Linked DNA regions of Homo sapiens: regions 2, 3 and 4 are each linked to region 1. Evidence: read pairs that join two places in POLR2A ChIA-PET (ENCODE). Cell type or tissue: MCF 10A. All regions are shown on one strand. Links, peaks and the distances in the headings refer to the core of each region. The heading gives the core; the rest is flanking DNA. Region 1 overlaps ADGRV1 (adhesion G protein-coupled receptor V1). Region 2 overlaps ADGRV1 (adhesion G protein-coupled receptor V1). Region 3 overlaps ADGRV1 (adhesion G protein-coupled receptor V1). Region 4 overlaps ADGRV1 (adhesion G protein-coupled receptor V1).

Region 1 (4,734 bases), core at 487-4,486:
CTAGCTGCTCAAACAATTATACAGGGAGAAAGCATGAGACCTGGGGGTGGAAGACAGACAGAGAGTAGGAAATAGTTAAACAAATGTATGAAAAATGTTCTGCACCAGAATAATTAGATTTCGCTCTACATATATTTAAATAATCATAGTGAATCTGAAGAGCTAACGATGTGGAGAAATAGAAAATAATCATTTTTTAAGGGTCATGTGCTCAGATAGCAGTATTTTCACTAACAACCAGTTTGTTTGAATGACATCTATCACCGAAATCCCAGGAATTTAAGGATTAAAAAATAATTACAAAACAGTTTCCAAGTCATCAGACTTTTATGAAAAAAGAGGGATCAAGTGGCATCATATCCATTTTTTTCCCACAGAAGAGAAATAACCAAGTAAATTAATGTACAGCAATGTTCAAAGCTATTACATCTGTTGCTGTTAGCCAAGGGCAAGAAGAGCTGTCTTAATGTTGGTCTCACTTTGCTCTAAAGTATAACAGACTCATCAAATAGTATAAGTCTTAAGGTAAGAAAAAGTGGTTAAAGGTGTTCTGGCTAAAATGATCATCCATACCAGATTAAAGGAGACAACAATCACAAAGGTGAATGCACAAAAAGCCCACTGCTACTTTCCTTACTACTTACTAATTATGGTGTACCTGTGTAACAGACATAGATGCTAGTTGCCAGTACATTTATTCCCTGTTCTTCTGGTAACAGCAGTTTAGAATTTCCTTTGAAATTCATGTGATTTCATCATAACTGACCTCATCTTCCCTGCTTTTGCTCTAGCCATGGGCATATGACCTGGATAATCAATGTTATCTGCTCTCCTAGCCACAATGATAAGTTCAGGCGTGGATATTGAATCCATGCAGCCAACAGGACTCCTATTTAGAACTTCTGTTGGAACTGTTGAAAAGAGAAACTATCTTTCTTCTGGACTGGTAGGCTGAAAGGATGAGAACCTGAAGCCACCAGCCATTATGTTGCCACCCTGAGGGAGGCATCTTACAGTGATGAAATGACCGATTTCTATAACACCGGCTCAACACCTAGATGGTGAAAGTCAGAATGCTGTGACATCTTGAACCTCTGAATTCAGCAATGATTGAAGCCAGTCATTCGCCAACTTACTTAAGCTTTAAGGCTTAAGCCATGGCAGTTTACACTGGATTTCTGTCATTTGTATTAGCATGAATCCTAAGTTTGCTTCATCAAATATAGGGATATTTATTTATTGAATCAGTATAACTCTGCTTTAGAAGACAGCTTCATAAAGGAATCCAAATGTGACTATTTAACAAAAGGATTTAAGATTAATTTCTTAATTTATTTGTATGAATGTCCAGTTGCATTTTCCCCTTTAGCTGACTTAGGGCAAACATGGTATGCAAGACCTACAAGTTTCTTCTTTTTAGAAATGCAAAAGTTGCCTTTCACACCTAAGAACCCAAAGCAAACACTACTTGAGGTCAAGATACTGTGTAACATAAATCTCAGCTTTTCTTTCAACACTTCTCTTGAAGAGGCTCTGCCAAAACCTCTCTCCCACTATGCTGCTATGTAAATCTCCCATATCCAGTTTACCAAAGGCATCTCCCATGGAATCTCTGGCCAGGTCCCGGGACAGCAGAAGGAACTGTTTGAGAAATTCATCTGGAGCTGAGCTGTCTGGAGCTTCAGTTAACTCCACATATTTAAGGGCAGGGAGAATTGCAGTCTAGGAAGACCCCCTGGGATTGCCTGTAGGACATTCATCTTTCAGAACAGACAAGGTCAGAAGAGAGAAAAGATGCTCAGAGACTTTCAGAAAAGGTATTTCCTTCCCTTTCAGAACCAGGTTCTTTATTAGGTCTCTGTATATCATTTTCTTTTTCTAAGTGAATATAGAAGATCCAGCATGTACTTGTTAAAAACATAGTAGGGTAGATTATGAATACTCTCAATATAATATATTTGTTTTACATTCTTTCAGAATATCATATATACTTTATACTGCTGAATATATAAAATTATAGTTTTCTGTTAACAATTTAGTTATGTTGACTGATTGGAAGTGATTCTTTTTCTTCTAGGTCCATAGCTTTCAAACCTCAATCTGCATTAGAATCCTCTGAGGACTTGTTCAAAGTGCTGACACCCAGGGCCCACACTAGACCTGAGAAATAAGAATCTCTGTAGGAGACTAGAAATCGAAATTTTCTAGTGATACAAGTCACCTGGAAACCACACACTGGAAAACATTGTCCTGGGGGTAAATTCACATCCAAGGGCATACATACATTTGTACCTTATAACTCTACTTAACAACAATTCACATCACTGGTGACATGTCTACATCTTGATGCTTTTATCATAAAATCCTATTTACCAAGAGGCACAGCACAGAGTTCCAAAGAGCATGTAATAATTGCTCTGACTGGTTGTTTTGCCTGCAATCACCCCCTGTATTCATGCCACGGGAGGATAAAGTGTTCCTGACTCACTGCTGAAGTAACAGCACAATATAAACAACTTGAGCTCTCCTTCAGATAGGAAAGCAAAAGACATTTCATAGACCCCCACAGATCCACTGGTACATTTTAAATGGAAAATTTATCATTTTTTTTTTGGTGCTTATTTTATACTTTCATTTTGAACATGGAATTACAAAGAAGTACTTGCTGTATTATCTTTCACATTAGAATACATTCTGCCAATTGTGGTCCAAATGTAGTTCATGTGGTTTGGCGGCTGGTCAATCAGTATTGCAAGACAGAACAGCACCTCTTAATGAAAAATATGTCAAAATTGAAAGTTTAGCAATAGTAGATTGAACAAGGCTCTTCATGAGTCACATATATCCATTTTGAAAGCCATGCTTGTAGTAAGTCATGTTTGAAATGTGTGTCAATTCTTGTGGACTGCTTGGTACTACTGAGTGCAATGGAACAATGATTTCATAAACGGTTCTCCCATTGGAACTCTTCAGTTTATATCCTGAATATCCCTACGTCTTCCAATCATATTACAGTCTAGATCAATGTTAAAGTTCTCTTCTCTGTTTCTCTGTTCCCTCATTAGCTTCCCTTTTCATCCCTGTACTTTCTCTTTTTACTAACACCAAGGATTAATATCAGGGACTACTTTTATTACTGTATCTCTAGTGTCTACTAGAGCAATTGGCACATAGAAGGTGCTTAAAAAATATTTATTGAATTGATGAACAACAAAAAAATGAACTAAATGACTTTCTTTTCTTTGGTCACATTATCTTTTATTCCATTTTAACTTAGTCTATATCCTCAAGCTGGAGCAGGTGAGCGTCATCTCTGATTTTCACCATTTGCCACAGGATACCTAAAATTCATCAATCTGACCTTTGGTAGGCTTATAGGATTGCATGTCTGTTTCTTCTACTAATGATGCAGAGGACAGTGAATGGTTTTCATGAAATATTGGCCAGCATTTCCCCTACCTCCAAAGTCCAGAGGTTTTCTTTGTAATCAATAATCAGCTTAAGGAAATTAAGACAGAAAAAGAGACCAGGTAAATGACCTGGGTCACAAGTAATTTTTCTCTGCATTTGTTCACATGTGTGTGAAGCTTGCAGGGACTGAGAACTAGGATGGGGGCTAGAGTGTGTAAGAACAAGGACCCTCCAGGGTCTGGTAATTTCTAAAGAACTTCCTACCACACAATACCTGAAACCAGATAATGAATAAATCCTTAAAAAACACAAGATATTGTTTGTCATTGTTAAGGCATGGCATGGTCCAAATTAGCCAATTAAAGGCTGATTAATAATTTAAAAAATATAAAAATCTTCAACTAAAATTTCACATCCAGCCAAATTAAGCTTCCTACATAAAGGAGAAATAAGATCTTTTTCAAATAAGCAAATGTTGAGGGAGTTCATTACCATCAGACCTGCCTTACAAGAGATCTTGAAAGGAGCACTAAATAGAGAAAGACTGTTACCAGCTAATACAAAACACACTTAAATACACAGATCAGTGACACTATAAAGCAACTTCACGAACAAGCCAGCATAATAACCAGCTAACACCACAATGACAGGACCAAATCCAAACATATCAATAATAACCTTGAATGTAAACAAGCTAAATGCCCCATTTAAAAGGCACAGTGGCAAACCAGATAAAAAAGCAAGCCCCAATTGTACGCTGTCATCTCACACATAATGACACCCATTGGCTCAAAATAGAGAGATGGAAGAAAATCTACCAAGCAAATGGAAAACAGAAAAAAGCAGAAGTTGCGATTCTAATTTCAGACAAAACAGACTTTAAACAAACAAAGACTAAAAAACACAAATAAGGGCATTAAATATTGGTAAAGGGTTTAATTCACCTAAAGGACCTAACTATCCTAAATATATATGCACCCAACACAGGAGCACCTAGGTTCATAAGACAAGTTCTTAGAAACCTACAAAGAGACATAGACTCCCGCACAACAATAATGGGAGACTTCAACATTCCACTGACAGTATTAGATAGACCATTGAGGCAGAAAATTAACAAAGATATTCGGGACCTGAACTCAAAGTTGGACCAAATGGATTTGCTAGACCTCTACAGAACTCTCCACCCAAAAACAACAAAATATACATTCTTCTCATCGCCACATGGCACATACTTTAAAATCTACCACATAATTGGACATAAAACAATCATCAGTAAATGCAAAAGAACCACAATCATACCAAACACACTCTCAAACCACAGTG
Region 2 (4,734 bases), core at 437-4,436, 78 kb after region 1:
GAACTCAACTGGTGAGAATCTACCCTAAAGTTGCTGAATCTTCAAATTCCTAAGGATGTCTGCATGGCAGAGTGTTTGTGTTAAACATTTCTCCCAGTTTTGTCTCCAGTCCCTGTATTTTTGGTTGGGGGATGGGGTTGGCAGTGACTCCTAGAGTGAAAACCATCCAGCAGGTTTTAAATAGTTTTGGATTGCTGCCTAGTAGTAGTAAACCCTGAAATTAATGAGACAGAACTGATTTGACAATGATGAGCTTGAAAGATACCAGAAGACCTATAATCACCTTCTTGCCCACTCAATTTAACTCATTCTTAAAAGTCATTCTCATTTTAAAAAATGGCTATTTGTATTTTAAATATTCACATGACTGATCATATAATGTTAATCAATTTGACTGCCTTTACTTAAGAAAGTCTTTTGTAACTTTAATTTTCACCAGGTGTTATAAAAGATATCCTGTCTCTATTTATTTAGAGCAAATGGAGTTTCTTTATGCACATTCTACAATATTGTAACTAGATATCGTTTTGAAGGAGTTTTATTTGCTTTGGATGGTGTTATCTGCTTAGACTTTTTTTTTTTTAAGTACTTTTCCTTGCCATGATCTTAGAAATTCTCTAAAAGCTGGTTTTGTTTTCATTTTTTTCTCAGGAAATGTCCAAAACTAAGGATGCTATTTTACCAGTATCCACATTCAGTTCTAAATGGGAGGGGGGAAAAAAGCAAATCTCAGGAGGGGAAATGCAAAAAGCACTGCTGTAGCACAAACAGCTACTTCTGTGTCTCCTTCACAGAAGAATAAGAAGTTTGTGAAAACATTAGGCCTATAACCACACAGTTAAATTACATCCTCTAAATGGCCTTTACAGTGAACCTGAGAAATGAGGCAGTGGCTGAATGTAATTCCCCTCTGAGTGTGAATGCTCCTCCTTCCTGTGCTGGTCCCACCTCTTTTCTCTGTGTCACTACTAACTAGTGCCGGTTCAAACTGGCTGGCTCCAGCCTTTGCAGCATCCTTTCTCTCCTTCTGTGGGCTTTTGTTTGAGTTATAACAGAGCAAGGCTTTTTGCTTCCATGCAGTTTGTGAAATTAATCCACAAACTGAAAAACATCACAGTATATCACTCAATAATTTATTATTGACCTGGTTACCTGAAAAAAATACCTGGTACAAAACACCACCCTATTTATACCCAGTGCATATATGTTTACAATTAAACAGAGCATTGTACTGAAACTCAGCCAACTCACCTGTATAAAGTCCCATTGCTGGCAATGGCCAAGTATGGAATAAGAAGCAGCAGCAACAAAATCATGGATGATTCATAAATTCACAGTAAATGCCAACCATACCTGGCCTTTTGACTTAGCTTGGATTCTTAGTGAACACTAGATAGTAACACAGATAATATATTTTCTCTTTGTGGAATAGTTTGAACACTGAGTGTGCTCTTGTATTTCACAAAATCAAAGCAACTCATATTTTGGTTACAAGACAGAATCAGATTTATATCCAAGTCCTCAAAAGACAGTCAGTGAGGGGAGGTAGATTCTTAGCCTGAAATAACTGCAGTTCTTTTACTGCTCTGCTAGTCTGCAATAAATGCTAGGAGCTGTTTACAGGAACAGTTCTTCAGAAGAAAACAAGTCGACAATGCATTTTGAAGGCCTAAGGAAAATAAGAAGACCAAGTTATATGCTTGAGAAAACACGTTATTTCTGAACTATGTGAAGATATGAGGCTAGGTAAGAATGACAGGAACTTCTTACATGGAGAACTCTAAAATGGCATCAGGTTTGAAGGACAACATATATATGTCTAATCTCTCTTAATCTCTCCAGGAAATCAGATTATTGTCTATTTTCCACATGAGGCCACAGAGAATAATGGTCTAACTTACAGGGCTTTTCTAAGGTTCACATAAGAGTAGGACAAGAAAGTGTTTAAAAACCTGGAAATCACTATTCAAGTATCAGGTATTATTATTTTAAAGTCAAGTAAAAAAAAGCAATTCTGCCACCTGTACAGCATCTAAATTTTCCCCTAAAAGGTTGTTTATGAATTCTAAATATTATTCCCAGATGAAGAGAGACTCTTTATCCTAAGTTATCATTTTTTCCCATTTGCTTTCATAGTACTTTATATCCTTGTCATTTAGAGCATTTTATTTACAGTAACATTAATCCACAAATATCTTCACAAAGCAGAAGAAATTCAAATTGCATGGAAAGTCAGCTGTGAGCCTAGAGTGGAATTCACATTTCCTGACCTTCAGTTTAGTGTTCCATCTGTTAGGCGCTGGTATTTGAATAATGAACTCAAATTAACCTAATCGTCATTGCTCAAAAATTCATTAATCACAGCAGCAGATCAGAACAAAATGTGTAAGTCAGTGAAAACTAATACCCTAAAACTGCTTTTAAGAGTGATTTCTCACACAGCTACCTAATTAATGAGAGAAACTCTAATCTGTATCTTGTATCTAATTAAATATGGGCCCCTTCTTTGATTATGTTTTAAAATGTAACTTTGAGGTTTAAACTGACAATGTGCTTCCCTTTCATTGCTTTAGTTTAACTTTGTTTTCAAAGCTGGAAGAAGTGAACATGTTTTCTAAAACTGGCACCTTTGATTGATAGACAAATAAAACAGATTATCAGTCTTCTCCTGTGCTTATTTTATCTTAAATCCATAACAATAACATTAGAATAACTGATAGTCTTCCACCAGCATAGATTTACTATCGAAAATAGAGAAACACAAGTATATATGTATGTGGTTAGGATTTCTTGTGGCAGGTTTCTAGAAATGTAATAAGAATAAAAGTGGCTTCCCCTAGATATACTTCCTGGGTTGAAAGATAACAAAAGCAGATCCTAGAATCATCACTTTACTTTTCCTACCAATACTTTGTAAAATAAACAATCCTAGAATTATACTTTCTTCAGTGTTTCAGTGATTAATAAAAACCCTCTCTGAGCAAAGCTATTATTAACAATAAGCTGGAATGTAGGTTCCAAGAGGGTAGAGATTTTATATGATCTGTCTGCTGTCATATATCCAGTGCATAGAGCAGTGCCTGGCATATAATAGGTGCTCAATAAAATATGTGTTGAGTGAAAGGGAGAGGGGAATTAAGCAGAGGTTCTGGCTGAGGGAGCACCATCATATCCAGACTAGATCACAGAAAGCTTTCATACAAGTATTCACTGGGGAAGTCTTTAAGTAATATCTTTTGGCACTCAAACATCGCCAGTCTCACTGTTATCTTTTCCCTCCAAAAAACCATACTTTTCAATGTTTATGGTAGTATATTGCATTAGGAAGTAAATTATAAGTAACAGCCAAACAGTTCTAAGATTAAGCCAATCTAAATAAGAATAGCTTCAAGTTAATTCAAAGTAAACTTTTCAGAGCCATGAGTACCAACATGGATGTAAGGAAAGAAAAGGTTGCTTTTGTCCTAATTGACATTAAAAACTATTGAATGACAGACAACTCCAAAAAATTTTTTTTTTATTTTCCCCTCTTACTCAACCAGGCTGTTTGGGACTCTCAGTTCAAGATGCACAATGAGTTCAAGCAGGAAAGTCCACTCTAAATACATACCAATGATGGATTAAAAAAATAAGGTTGGGGAGTAAAAATGATGCCAAGGACAAATACAAGCAAACATTTTTTGTGAACCAGAAACGGAACAAAAATCAAGACACTGGGCAGGTACAAATAAAAGGCAATTAATAAAATCAACAATTTGAACATAAATGCACTTTAGATAAAATTAACTTTATGAAACAATCTGACAAAGGTATTAAAAGAATATGCTAACAATGACCAGAAATTAATAAAGACAAAACCGTCAATAAAAACAATGAATTCATAAAATATACACAGTCAGAAGTGAAATAAGAATAGGTAAAGATGAAAAACACAAAGCTTAAAACTGAAAAAAATACAATCACTGGCCGGGCGCTGTGGCTCACGCCTGTAATCCCGCCACTTTGGGAGGCCAAGGCGGGCGGATCATGGGGTCAGAAGATCGAGACCAACCTGGCTAACACGGTGAAACCCCGTCTCTACTAAAAATACAAAAAATTAGCTGGGCGTGGTGGTGGGTGCCTGTAGTCCCAGCTACTTGGGAGGCTGAGGCAGGAGAACGGCGTGAACCCGGGAGGCGGAGCTTGCAGTGAGCCGCGATCACGCCACTGCACTCCAGCCTGGGCGACAGAGCTAGACTCCGTCTCAAAAAAAAAAAAAAAAAAAAATACAGTTACTGCAATTAAAAGATACAATAAATGGGATAACTTTAAACTGGGATCAAAGGGTGAATTAATGAAGGGGTAACAAAAACTAAGGAACTTACCCAGAATGCAGCACAGAAAGATAAGGCTTAAAATTATGATGTAATATTCATGCTACAGAAAAGACCTCCAACAAATCTTCCAGAAAAAGCGAATGAAGGAAATAGTAAAAGTATATGAAAAGTATTGCTGAGAATTTTCCAGAATTAAAGAAATACATAAGTCATTAGGTTGAAAGTACAAAGTACTAAGTAGAAAAAATAAGGATCAAATATATAAGGTTAAACCTAGATGAATATATATTGTAATGAAACTGGAGAATCTTAAAGTCTAGTAGAAGGAGAAAATACAAATTATCTACATTAGAATAATGGACTGACAATAAACTTCTTACTGGTTACAACAGATGGTAAGAAACAATGAAATGATATT
Region 3 (4,734 bases), core at 398-4,397, 56 kb before region 1:
TATATTTTTAAAATGTAGACATCTGAGATAATGAAATGGAGAAGAAAAAGAGTAGAACCAGAGATACCAATCAGAAAACTGCTGTGGAAGTCCAAGTATAATGACTATTAGAATAAATTGCCATGGGAATAGGGGAATTAGAAATATCACACTTTTTAAATTTGTAACACAACAATAGGGCAATGCTTCTATTCACATTTTATTGCAAGAGAGGGTTCCCTCATTAAGATACAACTGTGCTGGAACTTTTGCCTTATATTCAATGCTTGAGGGCTATCTTTTTCTGATAATCAGGGTACTGTTTTATCTACTATATCAGTAATGAAGCATATTCAAGAGGTGCAGGGGTGATTTAGGCATTCAAAGAATTAAGTCACTATGTTAGGCCCCTATGTTAGCATTATTGAAAACATGCAAACATTGGCACTTTTACATTATATATAAAACAATAAATCTTGTCACTTAGAGGAAAAAACAAACCACCATTCTCCCCCCAAAAGAATGTACATTTTAATAAGATGAATCCCAAGTTGATTAAAAGCATAGCTTCTGAAATGGGACCTAATTAAACTAAAGAGCTCCTGCACAGCAAAAGAAATTATCAACACAGTAAAAAGGCAACCTACAGAATGGGAGAAAATTTTTGCAAACTATGCGCTCACAATGGTCTAATATCCAGAACCTATGAGGAACCTAAACAAATGAACAGGCAAAAACCAAACAAGCCCATTAAAAAGTGGGCAAAATACATGAACAGATACTTTTCAAAAGAAGACATATGTGCCATGAAGAAGCCAACAAGCATATGAAAATGCCCAACATTGCTAATCATTAGAGAAATGCAAATCAAAACCACAATGAGATACCACTTCACACCAGTCAGAATGGCTATCATTAAAAAGTTAAAAAATAACAGATGCTGGCAAGGCTGTAGCGAAAAGGGAATGCTTGCTTATACACTACTGGTAGGAATGTAAATTAGTTCAGCCATTGTGAAATGCAGTTTGGCTGTCTCTCAAAGAACTCAAAGCAGAATTACTACTTGACTCAGGAATCCCATTGCTGGGTATGTACCCAAAGGAATAGAAATTGTTCTACCATGAAGACACATGCACACATATGTTAATCACAGCACTATTCACAATAGCAAAGACATGAAATCAACCTAAATACCCATCAGTGGTAGACTGGATAAAGAAAATGTGGTACATATACACCATGGAATATTATGCAGTCATAAAAAACCGAGATCATCTCCTTTGCAGCAACACAGATGGAGCTGGAGGCTGTTATCCTAAGTGAACTAACAGAGGAAGAGAAAACCAAATACCACATGTTCTCACTAATAAGTGGGAGTAAATATTGAGTACATATAGACACAAAGACGGGAATAAGAGACACTGGGGCCTACTTGAGGGTAGAGGGAAAGAGGAGGGTGAGGACTTAAAAACTACCTATTGGATACTGTGCTTATTACCTGGGTGGTGAAATAATCTGTACACCAAACCCCCATGAGGTGACATGCAATTTATCTACATAATAAACATGCACATATACCTCTCAACCTAAAATAAATGTAAAAAGAAAGAAGTTACATTTTTAAAAAGTAATTTAAAAAATAAAGAGTATTAAAACTGAAAAAACAAGCATAGCTTCTAGATAACTTCTGTGTCCCGTGAAAAAGTAGAATTTATACATTGAATATTTTTTATTAAAGGAGTTAAGATTAATTAATTAACCTTAAACAATATTCCTCGGCTGGGCGTGGTGGCTCACGCCTGTCATCCTAGCACTTTGGGAGGCTGAAGCAGGTGGATCGCCTGAGCTCAGGAGTTCAAGACCAGCCTGGGCAATGTGGTGAAACCCCATCTCCACTGAAAATACAAAAGTTGGCCAGGCATGGTGGCACATGAATGTAGTCCCAGCTACTCAAGAGGCTGAGGAAGGAGAATTGCTTGAATCTTATAGGCAGAGGCTGCCGTGAGCCAAGATCATGCCACTGCACTCCAAGCTGGGTGACAGAGTAAGACCCTGTCTCAGAAAAAAAAGAAAATTCTGCCAACACAATGATTGCATGCTAAATGAGAAAGAATTAGAAAAGAGATGGCTAGATACTGCTATGCTACAAACTATCCCACAAAGTAATACAAACGAGTGTCTTTTCTTTATACTACAAGGAAAATCCTTTTGCATATTAACTGATCAAGTTCAGGAACTAGAACTGCATTACATTAGAGTGACGCCCTGTAGCTACTGAGCCCCTAAAAATGTATTAGACACTATTCTAGAGACCTTATATATGCTACTTGCTTAAACTTTGACAAGCACTTAAAACGTGAGGAATTCCTCTAAGACTGTCATTCATTTGGCTTTAGACTTGTAAAACTTTAGAAAAAAGAAGACTTCTGTTCCTCATTGGCCCAAGAGGGATCCTCTACTCCCAGCTCTTAAGCTGCTCCCTAATATCCCAGTCACTCACATAACATTTTACAGAGCATTTTCTGTATGTAGGTGTGTGGCTATTGCTTCTAGTTAAGAAAATTCCTGAGGGACTCTAGTCTAAAAACAATAATAAAAAGAATCAGATCATAAAAACCTCTGTTAGGTATGATTCAAAGGGAAAAAATGAGCTGTAGTGAAAGCCAATTTGAACTAGAAAGGCTTGCACTCTTAAGTAACCAGACATGTGTAGCCACTCATGTAGCTGTCTGATTACATGTTTTTAAACATCTGTCAGCACAACCAGAGCTCTGCATGCACACTCATGAGCACTGCGGAGGTTTGTTAAACTGTGCAGAAGTCTCAGAATCGGAGAGAAATGAACAGATTTCACAGGTAGAACACAAGTTATTATTGCTTCACTTAATGAAAGCTTGGGAAGTGGCTCCCAAGGCTGCGACTCATTTACTTGGATATCAATATCTTAAGGACAAAATTGGAATGAACAATAAAACCTACAGAGCCCTGAAGAAAGGGAGACATCAGAGGTACCAAGAAGCAGGAGAAACTGGAGAGCTATAGCTTAACTTGTGGCTTCAGAGCTGAAAGATGAGCCGAACTTCCCTCTTTTTGATAAAAAAAATTCAGTGACATTTTCCCACCATTAAAGCGTTTCCATCTCCAAAGTACAAATATAGTTCCTTTCAAACCTGCAGCATTTGTCCTTCCTCTGAAGACATCATCATATGCTTTCCACTGTGGCTTCACCTGGTAGGCATGGATGAACACCACGAACACCACCACGAGGCACGTCAAAGGAACAAGAGCTGCAGTGAACAAAGCAGCATAGACGTTTGGAATAAAACACCTGGAAGAGAAATGAGAAGAAGTAACTCAGACACTTTCAGCGCAAATATTTCTAAATGCAGAATGTATCACATCACTACTTTATACTAGCTCTTTGTATCCAGATGCTGGCAACATCAGATTTTTGGTTTGCCAAACTGAAGTTTTGTTTGAGTACAACATCTGATTAAATCTAGCCCACTGCTTCACACAGTAGGTTCCCTGGAACATTCACCTCTTGTAAAGTTCAGAAAACTTCAAAAAAGCTTATGGCCAAATAAATTTGAGAGATGCACACTATATACATCTCATAGAAGTTAAGGGTACATATCTGTTCATTTTAAAAAGGCCACAGAAAGTCATGGAGTCAAGAGATCTGGGCTCTGAAATCAGGCTATTAAATCCAGCACCACATCTTAAAAAAAAAGAGTCACTTTAGATATACTTTTTAACTTCTCTGAACTGTCTCTCATCTTTAAAATAAGGATTATAGGCGGGGTGCAGTGGTTCATGCCTGTAATCCCAGCACTTTGGGAGGCCGAGGCAGGCAGATCCCCTGAGATCAGGAGTTCGAGACTAGCCTGGCCAACATGGTGAAGCCCCGTCTCTACTAAAAATACAAAAAAATTAGCTGAGTGTGGTGGCAGGTGCCTGTAGTCCCAGCTACTTGGGAGGCTGAGGAGGGAGAATTGCTTGAAACCGGGAGGCAGAGGTTGCAATGATCCAAGATCATGCCACTGCACTCCAGCCCAGGTGACAGAGGGAGACTCCATCTCAAAAAAAAATTAATAAAATAAAAATAAATAAATAAAATAAGGATTATAATAGCATCTGCAACAAAAGTTAGTTGTCAAGATTAACCGAAATAATTCACATACAGCATTTAGTAAATTTTGTTTAACCCATCATTTCTAGACTTCAACGAAAATTAAACCCTTCTCCTTTTTCACACACACATGCACACACAGATACACAGACATATGGTCATGCTATAGGACTAATGTGCCCTGGAACACACTTTGGGAACCACTGATCTAGTCATGCCCAGCTTATGTTTCAAATTAGTTGGTGGATTCCAGGGAGAGTACCAGGTTCCTTTCTATTTCCTTCCTCTATTTAACCTCAAAAGAAGAAGAATGCCATCAGGATTTATGGCCATGGGGCTGATGACAAAGTCACTGTGTCCTATCAATGACTGATCATGTCTGCAGGGACCTCTCTTGACCTCTCTGGCCCCTCAGGGTAAAAGGTCACAGAGACCATTGTTGCTCCTGCATAGGAGGAGGCCAAGCTACCTGCTCTCTCCCCTCCACCCCCTCTCCCTTCTCTCCCTTTCTATTTCCTTCCCTCTCTCTCCATTTGGAGTTTTCTTCCTGGGAGGAGTTTTCTTCCTAACAGAGGAAATAAAGGATGAGGGATCATATCACCATTAGGGAGCTAATAAGAAAG
Region 4 (4,734 bases), core at 240-4,239, 62 kb before region 1:
AGAAGTAGTGAATATTTATTTTATTTTTTAAATTTTTATTTATTTATTTACTTTTGAGACAGAGTTTCACTCTTGTTGCTCAGGCTGAAGTACAATGGCATGATCTTGGCTCACTGCAACCTCTGCCTCCCGGGTTCAAGACATTTTCCTGCCTCAGCCTCCCAAGTAGCTGGGATTACAGGCGTCTGCCACCATGCCCGGCTAATTTTTGTATTTTTTGTAGAGACGGGGTTTCACACTATGTTGGCCAGGCTGGTCTCGAACTCCTGACCTCAGATGATTCACCTGCCTCGGCCTCTCAAAGTGCTGGGATTACGGGCGTGAGTCACCATGCCCAGCTCCTGATTTTTTCCTTTTATTCTATAGCCTAATGATTGTCATTAGATGATTTTATGACATGGCCAATTTTGCTTTTTAGAATGCTTCAGTGTGGAATGGGGATAGACAAGAATTGAACAATATTGGTCTCAAGACAGCTGTAATAGTCTAAGGATGAGATGATGGGAGACATCACCAAGGTGCTATGGACTGAATTGTTTCCTCCATCCCCCAAATTTGTATGTCGAAGCCCTAACTCCCAATGCAATGGTATTTGGAGATGAGGCCTTCAGGAGGTAATAATCTCATGAAGGTGGAGCCCCCATGATGGAATTAGTGTCCTTATAAGAAGAGACATGAGAGGGTTCTCTCTCATCCATGAGAGGAGAGAGCAAAATGTCCATGCAAGCCTCGCCAGGACCTGAATCAGCTGACGCCTTGATCTTGGACTTCCAGTCTCTGGAACTGTGACAAATAAATGTCTGTTGTTTAGGACACCCAGTCTATGGTATTTTGTATGGCAGCCTGAGCTAATACACCAGGCAAAATCATGAAGAAAGGGAGGGGAACATTTGAGAGATATTGATGAAGTGTAGAGAAGAAAGGAGTTACATATCTGACTGCATTCTGTACCAATTACATATTGAAAGGGTTCTTATACTAATAAAAATACTAACACATATTGAGGACTTAGTATGTTTCAGGAACTATACTAAATACTTATATGAATTAAAATTTTATCTTTCACACAACTGTACGAAATTAAATAGTGTTATTACACCTGCATTACATATGAGAATAGTGAGGAAAACTAGGGATGTTTTGGTACCATAAAGAGGGGCAATCTTTCTTGGAAATCAGAAGATTAAGTAGAAGATGAAGGAGTAATTTTCCAACCCTGATCACTTCAAGTTTTTTTTTTTTTTTTTTTTTTTGCAGGGTGTGCGGAGCTGGGTGTAAAGTCTAATACTACTTTTATGAAATTAGAGTTCTCTAAGTTTAAAATTTAATGTTTACATGTCACTATTACCAAGAAGAGTTTTGAAAACAAAATGGTAAGGGCAGAAGTATTGATGTGAACAACAATGGCAGCTCTGGAGAGCTTGTGAATCAACCTCTGATTCTAATCCCACAACTGAGCAGCCCTGTAAATGTGAAAACGTTTCTAAGCCTCTCATTTCCTTGATTTCCTTGTCTGACTAGAGGAAATCATACCTGCTTAATAGGCTTCATGTAAAAATTGAGATAAAATGTTTGATAGCAAACTAGTTGACTATAGTTAACAACATGTATTGTATATTTCAAAATAGCTAGAAGAGATAACTTGAAATGACCCCAGCACATTGAAATGATAAATATTCAAGGTGATGGACATCCCAAATACCCTGACATGATCATTACACATTCTATGTATGTTACAAAATGTCACATGTACCCCATAAATATGTACAGATATTATGTACATATATATATATATTAAACTGAGATAACATACGTGAAATTCTTAACACAGTGCCTGATGAATGGTGAATCGTAATGGGTGGCAGTGATGATGACAATAACCATGATGTGGACCACCAAGGTGCAAAGGGAGATGCACACCTGCACTTACATGCAGTGCCAGCCCTTTACTCTTTCTCTCACCCCCGTCCCATATCCATGCTCTATGCCCTCTGTCCACCTAGAAAAAAGATGTCAATTAAACATAATAGTTTAGTACTGAAATAGCCAGAGTTGGGGATTACCTTTGTCCTCATCCATCTCCAATTGAGACTGGTAAAAGGCAGCTCACTAAAGTAAGAAATCCAGGAAACCTGAGTTCTAGAAAGGCCCGGTCTGCCACAAGTGGTCAGCCCCTTTTCCTTCTTGGCTACATTGTAAATCAGGGGTGTTTCAACAGAAATTTAAACCTTCTCTCAAAAATATGATTTTCCTTTTTACTTTTCATGATGATGTGCAAAGCCTTAGGCAACTCCTGATGTTATTGTTCTAGGAGTTTTTCATGAGCAGTATCAAATCCTAAGTGTTTTCAGAAACAATAATGAAGAAAACAAACACTGAATGACTACACATCATCTTCCAGGCAGAGAGATTTCTGATATGAATCTTCGAGGATTGAGATCAAAAACCTAAGCAGAGAATGGGCATCCATATGTATGTGTTTTTAACATGTGGGATTTCCCCCACCACTATTGGCAAAATGTGGGAAGAGTGAACTGTGCTTCACAAAGATTTTTTCAAGCTTGAGTGGGAGTGTCTGTTCACGGTTGAGTGAGAAGCTGGGGTTTTCCTTAGGCCCCAAGGCATTGTTTTTTTAAAATGTTATTTTCAGAAATGGAGCTTGGAGTAGACTGCAAACAGGCATCTAACTGCCAAGGACATGTGAAACCTGTAATGTTGGTCATTCTGGATCCTATTCAAGTACATACTGTTACTGGGTAAGATCACTTTTACTTTACTTTAGCAGAAGCCCCAATTCTGCTTTAGGAAAAAAAATCATATCATGTTTTCCCATTTTTATTTATAAATCCTGAAGGTTTCTGCAAGCAGTAACATTTAAAAGGACAATGACATACTTACAAGTTTGATGTGAGAATAATGAGGATATTGAAACACCAGAATGTTTCAGCTACTGACTGCTTCAAATAAGCTAGCACCAAACTTAGTGACTTAAAATAATGTACTATTTCTCCCAATTCTGCAATCTGGGCTAGGCAGGTTTTCAACTCTGTGTGGTGTCCATTGGGGATGGAACCTACAAGAAGCCTTCTTCACTCACATGTCCATGTCTGGAATCAGAGCTGGTTTGCCTGACACAACTGGAGGCTGGCTGAGCCTGCCTTTGCACATGTCTGCTGCACATGGCCAGCGTGGGGTTTCTACCACCGTGGTGGTCTCTGGGTAATTGAACTTAGATGGTGGCTTCCAAGAGGAAGGAATCTAAAACTGCCATTCATCTTAAAGTCTAGGCCCATTATGAAAAAGCATCACTTCCATCACATTACATTGGTCTAAGCAAGTCCAAAGACAGTCCAGATGTAAAAGGATGAGAACTAGTCTCCATCCTTTGATGTGAGGAGTAGCACCTACATAAAAGGAGAAAAGTAACTGATGGCAGCCATCTTTGGAGACTGAAACACAGTTTATTTTATTTACCAGGAGCTCTTTCCTTTCCCTCTTTTTCCTTTGGATTTCATTTCCTTTGCTCTATTTGAAATTTTAAAAACGACAAGAGTAAAAAAGGCACTCAACTTTAGGATGTAAGGGATGAGCATTTACAATATTCACTATAAAAAGTTTTCAATAATTTTTATAATAATAATAAAATATTGATTTATATTACTATTGTTGTTCACTCTAAGGTTGAAGAAATGGAAGCATTCATCCTCAAATAATGCTCCCATGTAAGAGATGTGGCCATTACAGTACCAGGAGATTCTAAATACCTCAGGTTCACATTACATGACTAGCTGGATCCAGCCACATTTCCATTTTCATATATCATATTGAAACCTATGTGTGGGATTTTTAGAAGAAGGGGATTTGTAATCATCTACTTTCTTTCTTGATTGAAATGAATTTTCCTCTCCTGATCCATGAATCATTCCTCATATAAGAACTGGATCATGAATCAGAAAGGAGTCAGTAAATTCTAATGAGCCTAAAAAGAGAGACATGCTTATCGTTGCCAGAGATCAAAACCAAGCCCGAAAATTACAGGCTTTGTTTAAAATGCTGCTTGAGATATTGAAATTTAGTTCAGGTACATACCTTTATCATAACTCATTCTCACTGCACATCCACCCACTGAAGGGAAGAGGAGGCAAGTGATTCTCATTAGGAGCCACTGACCTTCAACAATTTGGTTCATGGCAGTCAAAGGGCCACAAAAAGCCGAGTTGTCCTGTCCCAGGCCATGCTCAGGGAGGGAAGGGGTTGACAGTGGGCATCTATAGCACTGAGTGTATTCCATTTATGAGGTGCTTATTCTTTGTTCTCCCCATTCCTTTGGGTTTCACTGAGTTTATTTGAACTCTGTTTGAAATTAAGGGATGTTGAGAACAAAAAAGTCACTCAAAATACACGGTGTAAGGGATGGTTACTTGTATTCATTATAACCAGTGAACAAATGTGATGCAAAGTTGCTTCTGTTGTCAGGCACATTTAATCCACAAAAAGAGTGATTAGCTTGGAGCTCAGTTCTACAGAAATCATGGAAGATTTTGAGCCTAACAAAATGTCCTGCATCTACCTGCTTCTGGACCCCAGGAGATATCAGGTCTATGGTTTTGGCCTAGTCTACCAGTACATTTGGTGTTTCTGCTTGATTTCTGTTCTATAGAGATGCCCACGGTATTTTTAACATTCTTTTGTTATACGTTATTCTTTGGCTATTCTGTATATACAGTAAGGCAG

Evidence for each region. ChIA-PET counts read pairs that join two places held together with the same protein. Peaks named below come from ENCODE experiments on the same cell type or tissue, not always from the same donor. Only the 100,000 strongest peaks of a DNase experiment are listed, where the experiment ranks them.
Region 2: POLR2A ChIA-PET joins it to region 1 with 12 read pairs; 2 of 35 experiments call an interaction of 5 or more read pairs at or near these places.
Region 3: POLR2A ChIA-PET joins it to region 1 with 10 read pairs; 2 of 35 experiments call an interaction of 5 or more read pairs at or near these places.
Region 4: POLR2A ChIA-PET joins it to region 1 with 29 read pairs; 2 of 35 experiments call an interaction of 5 or more read pairs at or near these places.

The regions. Positions count from the first base shown.
Region 1 is chr5:91,015,228-91,019,961 of GRCh38, reverse strand. All of the region lies in intron 85 of ADGRV1 (adhesion G protein-coupled receptor V1), which reads right to left. Among named protein-coding and RNA genes, the nearest start is that of LUCAT1, 300 kb to the left of the region's middle. In MCF 10A, for the core only: no CTCF peak of the experiment used is centred there; DNase peaks (open chromatin) are centred at 2,471 and 2,801.
Region 2 is chr5:90,936,987-90,941,720 of GRCh38, reverse strand. The region is part of intron 83 of ADGRV1 (adhesion G protein-coupled receptor V1); the gene reads right to left. Among named protein-coding and RNA genes, the nearest start is that of LUCAT1, 380 kb to the left of the region's middle. In MCF 10A, for the core only: no CTCF peak of the experiment used is centred there; no DNase peak of the experiment used is centred there.
Region 3 is chr5:91,071,020-91,075,753 of GRCh38, reverse strand. It overlaps ADGRV1 (adhesion G protein-coupled receptor V1), which reads right to left. Exons shown (of 90, transcript NM_032119.4): 86 at 3,150-3,307. Among named protein-coding and RNA genes, the nearest start is that of LUCAT1, 240 kb to the left of the region's middle. In MCF 10A, for the core only: a CTCF peak has its summit at 984; no DNase peak of the experiment used is centred there.
Region 4 is chr5:91,077,108-91,081,841 of GRCh38, reverse strand. The region is part of intron 86 of ADGRV1 (adhesion G protein-coupled receptor V1); the gene reads right to left. Among named protein-coding and RNA genes, the nearest start is that of LUCAT1, 230 kb to the left of the region's middle. In MCF 10A, for the core only: no CTCF peak of the experiment used is centred there; a DNase peak (open chromatin) is centred at 2,591.